Linked DNA regions of Homo sapiens: region 2 is linked to region 1. Evidence: read pairs that join two places in POLR2A ChIA-PET (ENCODE). Cell type or tissue: A673. All regions are shown on one strand. Links, peaks and the distances in the headings refer to the core of each region. The heading gives the core; the rest is flanking DNA. Region 1 overlaps IQGAP2 (IQ motif containing GTPase activating protein 2). Region 2 overlaps IQGAP2 (IQ motif containing GTPase activating protein 2).

Region 1 (4,394 bases), core at 126-4,125:
TGCTGAAGGTCAGGTGTGAACAGTGAATCATATTGGCGGGGCATGGTCTGGGATATGGTGGTGAGCAGTAAAAACTACAATAGCTACCATGAAAGGTACCTACTATATGCCAGGCACTGTTCTAGTGCTTTTCTCCTATTAGCCCTTGGAAGCAGTTCTATTATTATCCCATTTTGTAGATTAGGAAACAGACTCAGATTAATTCAGTTACCCAAGGGGCACGTAACTGGTAAGTGGCAGAGCTTTGGTTCAGTCTCAGGCGTCGAGCTCTGGAGTGTGTGTGTGTGTGTGTGTGTGTGTGCTTTCAACCATTGTGTTAGATGCCTCTCAAGACAGATAAGGTCCTTGCTATTGTAGAATTCACAGTCTAACTGAGTGAGCCAGTCAAACTAATAAGTATTATATCTAGTCTGCCAGGTAGTAATAAATGCAGTGAAGAGAAAATTGGGTGAGGAATTTTAGAGGATGATGGGAGTTGATGTTTTAGCTAGTGTATTAGTTTGTTCAGGCTGCCATAAACAAAATACCACAGATTGGGAGGCTTAAACAACAGAAATTTACTTTCTCACAGTTTTGGAGGCTGGAAATCCAAGAGCAAGGTGTCAATGTGTTTGGTTTCTTCTGAGGCCTCTGTCCTCGGCTTTGCAGATGGCCCTTTCACTATGTCCTTCTGTCTTCCCTCTATGAGCGTTCAGCCCTGGGAGCTCTCTGTGCCCTGATCACCTTTTCTTATAAGGACAGTAGCCACACCTAATCACCTCATTTTAACTTAACCATCTCTTTAAAGGCCCTGTCTTCAAATACAGTCTCATTTTGAGGTATTAGGGGTTAGGACTTCAACATATAAATTTGGGGAGGGGAACACAGTTCTGACCATAACACTCTGCCCTCTGCACCCCCAAAATTCATGTCCTCCTCACAGCAAAATACATTCACCTGCATTCAACAACCTAAGCCTTAACCCATTCTAGCATCAATTCTAAGTCCCAAATCTCATCTAAATATCATCTACATCAAAGTGAGAGAGACTCAAGTATATGATTCATCTTGAGGCAAAAATTCTTCTCCAGCTGTGAACCCGTGAAACCAGACAAGTTATTTGCTTCCAAAATACAATGATGGGGACAGGCTTAGGATAGACATTTCCATTCCAAAAGGGAAAACTTGGAAGGAAGAAAAAAGGGTCATGGGTCCAAAGCAAGTCCAAAACCTAGCTGGGCAAATTATGTTCAATTTTAAGGCCTGAAAATAATTCTTTTTACATGATGATCTGTCCTCCAGGCCCATTGGGCTGGCAGAATTTTTTTTTTTTTTTTTTCAGTATTTATTGATCATTCTTGGGTGTTTCTCGGAGTGGGGGATTTGGCAGGGTCATAGGACAATAGTGGAGGGAAGGTCAGCAGATAAACATGTGAACAAGGGTCTCTGGTTTTCCTAGGCAGAGGACCCTGCTGCCTTCCGCAGTGTTTGTGTCCCTGGGTACTTGAGATTAGGGAGTGGTGATGACTCTTAAGGAGCATGCTGCCTTCAAGCATCTGTTTAACAAAGCACATCTTGCACCGCCCTTAATCCGTTTAACTCTGAGTGGACACAGCACATGTTTCAGAGAGCACGGGGTTGGGGGTAGGGTCACCGATCAACAGGATCACAAGGCAGAAGAATTTTTCTTAGTACAGAACAAAATGGAGTCTCCCATGTCTACTTCTTTCTACACAGACACAGTAACAATCTGATCTCTCTTTCTTTTCCCCACATTTCCCCCTTTTCTATTTGACAAAACCGCCATCGTCATCATGGCCCGTTCTCAATGAGCTGTTGGGTACACCTCCTAGACGGGGTGGCGGCCGGGCAGAGGGGCTCCTCACTTCCCACACGGGGCGGCCAGGCAGAGGCGCCCCTCACCTCCCTCCCGGATGGGGCGACTGGCCGGGCGGGGGCTGCCCCCCACCTCCCTCCCGGACGGGGGTGGCTGGCCGGGCAGAGAGGCTCCTCACTTCCCGGACGGGGTGGCTGCCGGGCGGAGGGGCTCCTCACTTCCCAGACGGGGCGGCTGCGGGGCGGAGGGGCTCCTCACTTCTCAGATGGGGCGGCCGGGCAGAGACGCTCCTCACCTCCCAGACGGGGTGGCGGTCGGGCAGAGACGCTCCTCACCTCCCAGACGGGGTCGGGGCCGGGCAGAGGCAATCCTCACATCCCTCACATCCCAGACGGGGCGGCGGGGCAGAGGCGCTCCCCACATCTCAGATGATGGGCGGCCGGGCAGAGATGCTCCTCACTTCCTAGATGGGATGGCAGCTGGGAAGAGGCACTCCTCACTTCCCAGACTGGGCGGCCGGGCAGAGGGGCTCCTCACATCCCAGATGATGGGCGGCCAGGCAGAGACACTCCTCACTTCCCAGACAGGGTGGCGGCCGGGCAGAGGCTGCAATCTCGGCACTTTGGGAGGCCAAGGCAGGCGGCTGGGAGGTGGAGGTTGTAGCGAGCCGAGATCACGTCACTGCACTCCAGCCTGGGCAACATTGAGCACTGAGTGAGCGAGACTCCGTCTGCAATCCCGGCACCTCGGGAGGCCGAGGCAGGCAGATCACTCGCGGTCCAGAGCTGGAGACCAGCCCAGCCAACACGGCGAAACCCCGTCTCCACCAAAAAATGCAAAAACCAGTCAGGCGTGGCTGCGCGTGCCTGCAATCCCAGGCACTCTGCAGGCTGAGGCAGGAGAATCAGGCAGGGAGGTTGCAGTGAGCCGAGATGGCGGCAGTACAGTCCAGCCTCCGCTGGGCATCAGAGGGAGACCTTGCAAAGAGGGAGACGGGAGAGGGAGACGGAGAGGGGGAGGGGGAGGGGAGGGGGAGGGGAGGGGGAGGGAGAGGACTGGCAGAATTTCTTCAAGGCCCCAGGTGGCAGCCTTGCTTTTGAGGCCTTGGACAATGACAGCCTCACCCTCTCACACTGAGACAGAGAGAGCCTCACCCTTTGAAATGGAAGAGAGCCTTCCTCGCCCCTGGGCCTGAACACTTTCGTTGTGGGGTGAGAGTAGTAGCTTTAGGGACCATTCTTCCTTTTTCTTGAAGGATAATACATGCTCACACCCAGAGCCAGATAGATCTATTGTCCCATCCTGTAGCATCTCAGAAGCCTGCTGCTGTTGTGTCCTGTCTCTGTCCCCTTTAGTCCAAGTCAGCAGTGTTTCTGCTACTGGTAGAACCCCGTCTCTATTCCTGGCTTCTGTTGAGATGGCCAATTAGATCTGTGAGTCCCACTGTCACTCTTTAGGGAGTGATTGTCCAGTCACACTGTTGGTGCCCTCTCCAGAACACATTCTCATTTTTTTGCAATATGGATAAGCTGAGAATTTTCCAGATCTTTAAGTTCTGGTTTGTTTAGCCTAACAATTTTTTCTTTAATTTCTCTCACTTCTCTTGCACTTTAATAGAAGCAGTAAGGAGAAAGGAAAGTGGCAAGGAAAGCACAACAGGCTTTCAACACTTGGCTTAGAAATCTCAGCAGAATATCCAAGGTTGTCACTTACAAGCTCTACCTTCCACAAAACACAAAAATGCAATTCAGCAATGTTCTTGGCCATTTTATAACAAGGATTGCCTTTTTTCAGTGTCTAATAACATGTTCCTCATTTCTGTCTAAAATCTCACTAGAATCACCTTTCATGTCCATATTTCTAGCAACAGTCTCTCTTAGCATCTGAGACAACGTTCTGTGGAACACAGTTTGGGGAAGCTTGCCAAACTCAACAGATTATACTATATCATCTCCCCCTGAAAGAGAAGAGTGAGACATAAGTCCTCTGCAGTCTGTTCCACTCCTACTAGATCTTGAAGTCATATGTTGATTCTTTTCATGGTATTGTGTGCCTGTGTTTTAAGGAAAATAATTAGCATTCTTAAAGCAAAGCAAAAATTTTACTAAAGAAAATAATTAGCCTTTCATGTCACTTTCTTAGAGTGAACCAAATAAGTTTTGTATGAGAGAAAGATAGGGGCCCGTAGATGCCCACTTTAGTTTTGCAGGGTGGGTTCCTACAGCCACGTTCCCCTGGGCTAATAAGGCTAATGGAATCATGGTGGCAGTTTTGCATTGGCCTCCAGCTAATGAAAAGTTTTGCCATGAGAACTTAACTTAGTCCTTCTGATGCTTTTACTGCCTGTTGACACAGAAGGTGGAAAATGACCAACTATGCTATACATAAAAACAAAGTCCAGATATTCTTATATTCTTTTAGAATATGTCTTATGTGCTGATTTTTAAAATATTAAGGGAAAAATTGACTTGTGATACTTGAAAGTTCATAGAACAGGGCACTGCATTAAAACAGGGCTTATGCAAATAAAACACATTTTTCTGTTCTTGGCCAGCAGTTCTACCGTCAGGATACTTAT
Region 2 (4,394 bases), core at 128-4,127, 71 kb before region 1:
GCCTCAAGAAAAAAAATAATTTAGCATACCCTAAGTGTACGATGTTTATAAAGTCTACAGTAGTGTACGGTAATGTCCTAGGGCTTCACATTCACTATCCTAAAGGACAGTGACACAAGTCCTGTCCTCAAGTGATCCGCCCACCTTGGCCTCCCAAAGTGTTGGGATTACAGGCGTGAGCCAGGCGTGGTTGTGCGCACATGTAATCCCAGCTACAGGCCGGGCCCCCTTTTTATGTTTAGATACACAAATACCACCATGCTACAACTGCCTACAGTACTGAGTATAGTCACATGCTGTATGGGTGTGTAGCCCAGGAGCAATAGGCCATATATCCTAGGTGTGTAGAAGGCTGTACCATCTAGGTTTGTTTAAGTGCACTCTGTGATGTTTGCGCAATGACGGAATCACCTAATGACATACTTCTCAGAACACATTTCCCTCATTAAGTGATACATGACCGCACTAGGTGCTGCTTCCTAGGCATCTCTGGGAGGAAGAACATTAATTTTAATTTTCTGTACCTAGTTCATACTTGGGGTTTATTGTACCATCTGGGAGAAACCAGGAGGTGTTTAGTTAGGCCTTTCCCTGCTCACAACTTTCATAGGCTCCGTTTTCCCTGCAGGATCATGGAAGGGCACCTCCTGAGCCTGGCCCAGGAGCCCATACTCACCCCTTTTACACCGCCTCCGCCTTCCCGCCATGGTTGATCGTTCTCTCCTCAGTTATGCCTCAGGTCCCTGTCCTGCTTCCACTGTGCATAGTATGCTTTATGGTAGCTTTCTCCATGTGTTGTCCTCTCTTAGCAGTCAGGGAGCTCCCTGAGGAAGACATTCTCACTCGCTGTACCCCACTGCCTTGCACGGGGCCTGTGCAGAATGGGTGCTAGGTTGCTTTGCCTGAGTGAGTGTTGTGATCTCAGAAGTTCTGGCTTAGGCTTCTTGTCCCTGTGCTTTTGTCTAGAGAGGCTTTGTGAGGGACGCTGATTCTGTTGGATAGCCTTTGAATGATTTTCATTCTCAATTGCATGGATCGCTTTGGGGAACACAGACCAGCTGGCTGTGCTTGGCAGCAAGGTGTTGTGTGGTGGAAATGGCTGAATTCCACATATCCTCTGTTACTCACAGACATTTAGGGGAGCACGTGCCATCCCTCTCACAATTTTGAATACATAGGACCGGGTGCTCCTCACCCTTCCATTTCAGTGGGATAGTTTGTCTAGCAGCTGCTCTGTGCTGATGACATTATGAAATAGGGATTTTAAAGGACCTCTGTGCAAATGGAGCCCCTCAACCCCTGACGATGTGTTCTGCACAAATAGATTTAAGTAGGCTTTTTATGCATCAGAACTGCCTGCAATCTGAAACACACCAACAAGACAGGTTCAAGGATGAATTAACAAAGGTTCAGCAGACTTAAATGATATTCAGAAGTCTTGTGGCTAAGTCAAATTATAAATAAACTCATGTGTGTGGTGTAGAACTGTGTGTGTGTGTTGGTTTTGAGAGACTGATAGAAGGAAGAAGTAGATGGAGTATTATTTTCTTACTCCTGATGTGTCTCCCAGGCTGGATGATGACAAAGAACAAAGGAGAAGTTGTCAGGCTCAGTCAAGGAGAAGGGAGGAGCGATATGGTTTAAGTGTGGGAGGAAGAGAATTGAAGGGACATTTGTGCCACTTTACGCACCCACAGAGCTGTTTGTGTAGGTGGGGGCTGGGCAGGGAGTGTCACCAGAGACTTTGACTTCTCTGCCTCAGAACTTCACTCAGTGGGGTGTCTGTGTGCCTCAGATTAATGTCAGCCTGCTCAGGGAGAAGCAAATATGTGTCCTCTGAGGGATAAGGCACATATTTCACATACCCTCTGTTCTGGATGGAGCTGAGCTCAAGGGACTGGGTGGAGAGGAGGTCCTCTTCTCTCAAACATGGCCCTTCTTTCTCGCAGCCATACTTTTGCTAATCCCCTCTCTCTGGAATAGTTTTCTTATTCCTTTCTCCCTCAATTATCATTTTACTCCTTTTAAAGTCTACCTGGTCTTCATAGATGAACCCAGAGCTTATCTTTTCTCTGCAGATTTCTTGGTCACCCAAATAGTGGTAATTTTTCTTCTGAACGCCCCTAGCACTTACTGTCCATATCACTTCTGTGTCATGTATAACAGAATAGCAGATGGAGGAAGCTCAGTGTTTTTGTGTCTCATATACATAGGCAACTTCCATATTATTGTTCTGTATGTTATCTTGTCTCCCCAAATACAGCCCCAATGTGTCAATTCTTACCATGTCTGCTACAGTTCCTAGGGGATTTTGCAGGGGGAAAGAAGTGAGTTGTCATGTAAATGAAATAATGGTGTACCTTGACTGAGGATGTGAGAGAATTTTTTGTGCATCCCTGGGCACACAGCTGTCTTAGTCTCTTGTGCCCCTATAACAGAGTACCTGAGACTGAGTAACTTATAAAGAACAGAAATTTGTTTCTCGCAGTTCTGGAGACTGAATGTCCAAGATCAAAGTACTGGTGGGTTTGGTGTCCCATACCAGCTGGTTATCTGTTTCCAAGATGGCATCTTGTAGCTGCATCCTCCGTTGGTGGAAGTGATGGAAGGAAGGTCAATAAGGCCCTACCTAGTTCCCTCCAGCCCTTTTATAAGGTCACTAATCCCATTCATGAGAGCTCTGCCCTCATGACTTAATCATCTCCTAAAGGATCCACCTCTTAATGCTATCACAATGGTGATGAAGTTTCAACATATGAATTTGGGGGCACACATTCAGGCCATAGCAGCAGCCTTATATGGGAACTGACAATATTGTCTCTACCGGGGCTGTCCTCTATATAGAAATATAACAGGAGCCACATGTATAATTTTACCTTTTCTACTAGCCACAGTAAAAAAGTAGAAAAACAGGTGAAATAATTTTAATGTATTTTATTTAACCTAGTATATCCCAAACGTCATTTTAATACATAATCAATGTACAAAAAAAGTTTTTTTTTTTTTCGAGATGGAGTCTCGCTCTGTTGCTCAGGCTGGAGTGCAGTGGCACAATCTTGGCTCTCTGAAACCTCTGCCTCCTGGGTTCAAGCAATTCTCCGGCTTTAGTCTCCTGAGTAGCTGGGATTACAGGAGTGTGCCACCACACCCAGCTAATTTTTTGTATTTTTAGTAGAGACAGGGTTTCACCATTTTGGCCAGGCTTGTCTTGAACTCCTGACCTCAGATGATCTGCCTGCCTCAGCCTCCCAAAGTGCAGGGATTACAGGCATGAGCCACCACACCCGATCCAATGTACAAAAATATTAATGAGATATGCTACTGTCCTTTATTTTATACTAAGTCTTTACTAACTGATGTGTATTTTACGCTTACAGGACACTGCAGCTCAGACTAGCTGCACTTCAAGTGTTTAATACTTACATGGGGCTAGAAGCTGCCATGTTGGAGAGAATAGGCCCTGCATTCTTGATCCTTAGTCTAACAGGAGCCTCTTAGGGATCTTCTGATTATTCCAGGAAGAAGCAAGAAAGGTTACAGGGTTGTGTTTCATGTATTAGGAGGCAAATTAAAGCTTTAAGAGAATAGAAACAGAGAATTTACCAATGAGGTGCACTTAACTTTTTTCTCCCTTAGTTTTCTTCCCATATTCACATTTACCACAGAAAGGAGAAACAGGAAAAATTTACAACAGAAAGGAGAAACTCACCAAGTACTTACGCAAATACAAGTAGCGCATGGGATGCATTCTTTTTCTTCTGTCCTGTGCACCTGCCTTACCTTTTCCCAGGGTGAGTGGATGATAGCGTGGCATCTTTGCAGGAAGAGCTTGTAGAGAAGAAATGGTGATTCCAGCCACCTCAGCCTCTGCTTCTGATAGCCTCTTGCTTTGTTCCTGAAGTTAAATAACCAAAATATATGCTTATAAAGTGGTGATGAAAAATTACTTCTTGGTCAGTAGGTGTCTCTGATGGCAGCAAATCCATGTTGCATTTGTCTTTTTCTCTTAATAAAGGACTTGATGGACTGTGACAAGATTGGCCACCTATTTTAGAGTCATTGGAATTAAATTAAGACATGCCCACACTACCTAATTTCATAAGGGTGGTGCTGGAGGGAGAAGAGGATAGTACATACAGAAGGAAGAGGGTGGCCCAATATCGACATGTTAATACCCAGGACTAAAAACAAAGTCTCTACTGTTATAAAGGCCAGGAAGGATGTTCTCTTTCTACCCAGGCAAACACTGTCCAAATTTTATCCACAGGAAAATCAAGGCTCAGTTATTCATTGTGTACAGCTGCAGAAACAATAGAAAATATAGCCCCTTGGTTATCAGAGCAGCATTATCCAAATAAAATTATCAGGCTCAATGTAGCCTTGACTGAAATGTG

Evidence for each region. Peaks named below come from ENCODE experiments on the same cell type or tissue, not always from the same donor. Only the 100,000 strongest peaks of a DNase experiment are listed, where the experiment ranks them.
Region 2: POLR2A ChIA-PET joins it to region 1 with 7 read pairs; 9 of 35 experiments call an interaction of 5 or more read pairs at or near these places.

The regions. Positions count from the first base shown.
Region 1 is chr5:76,549,047-76,553,440 of GRCh38, forward strand. All of the region lies in intron 2 of IQGAP2 (IQ motif containing GTPase activating protein 2), which reads left to right. Among named protein-coding and RNA genes, the nearest start is that of F2RL2, 72 kb to the right of the region's middle. In A673, for the core only: no CTCF peak of the experiment used is centred there; no DNase peak of the experiment used is centred there.
Region 2 is chr5:76,478,394-76,482,787 of GRCh38, forward strand. All of the region lies in intron 2 of IQGAP2 (IQ motif containing GTPase activating protein 2), which reads left to right. Among named protein-coding and RNA genes, the nearest start is that of IQGAP2, 77 kb to the left of the region's middle. In A673, for the core only: no CTCF peak of the experiment used is centred there; a DNase peak (open chromatin) is centred at 1,758; H3K27ac peaks cover 892 bases.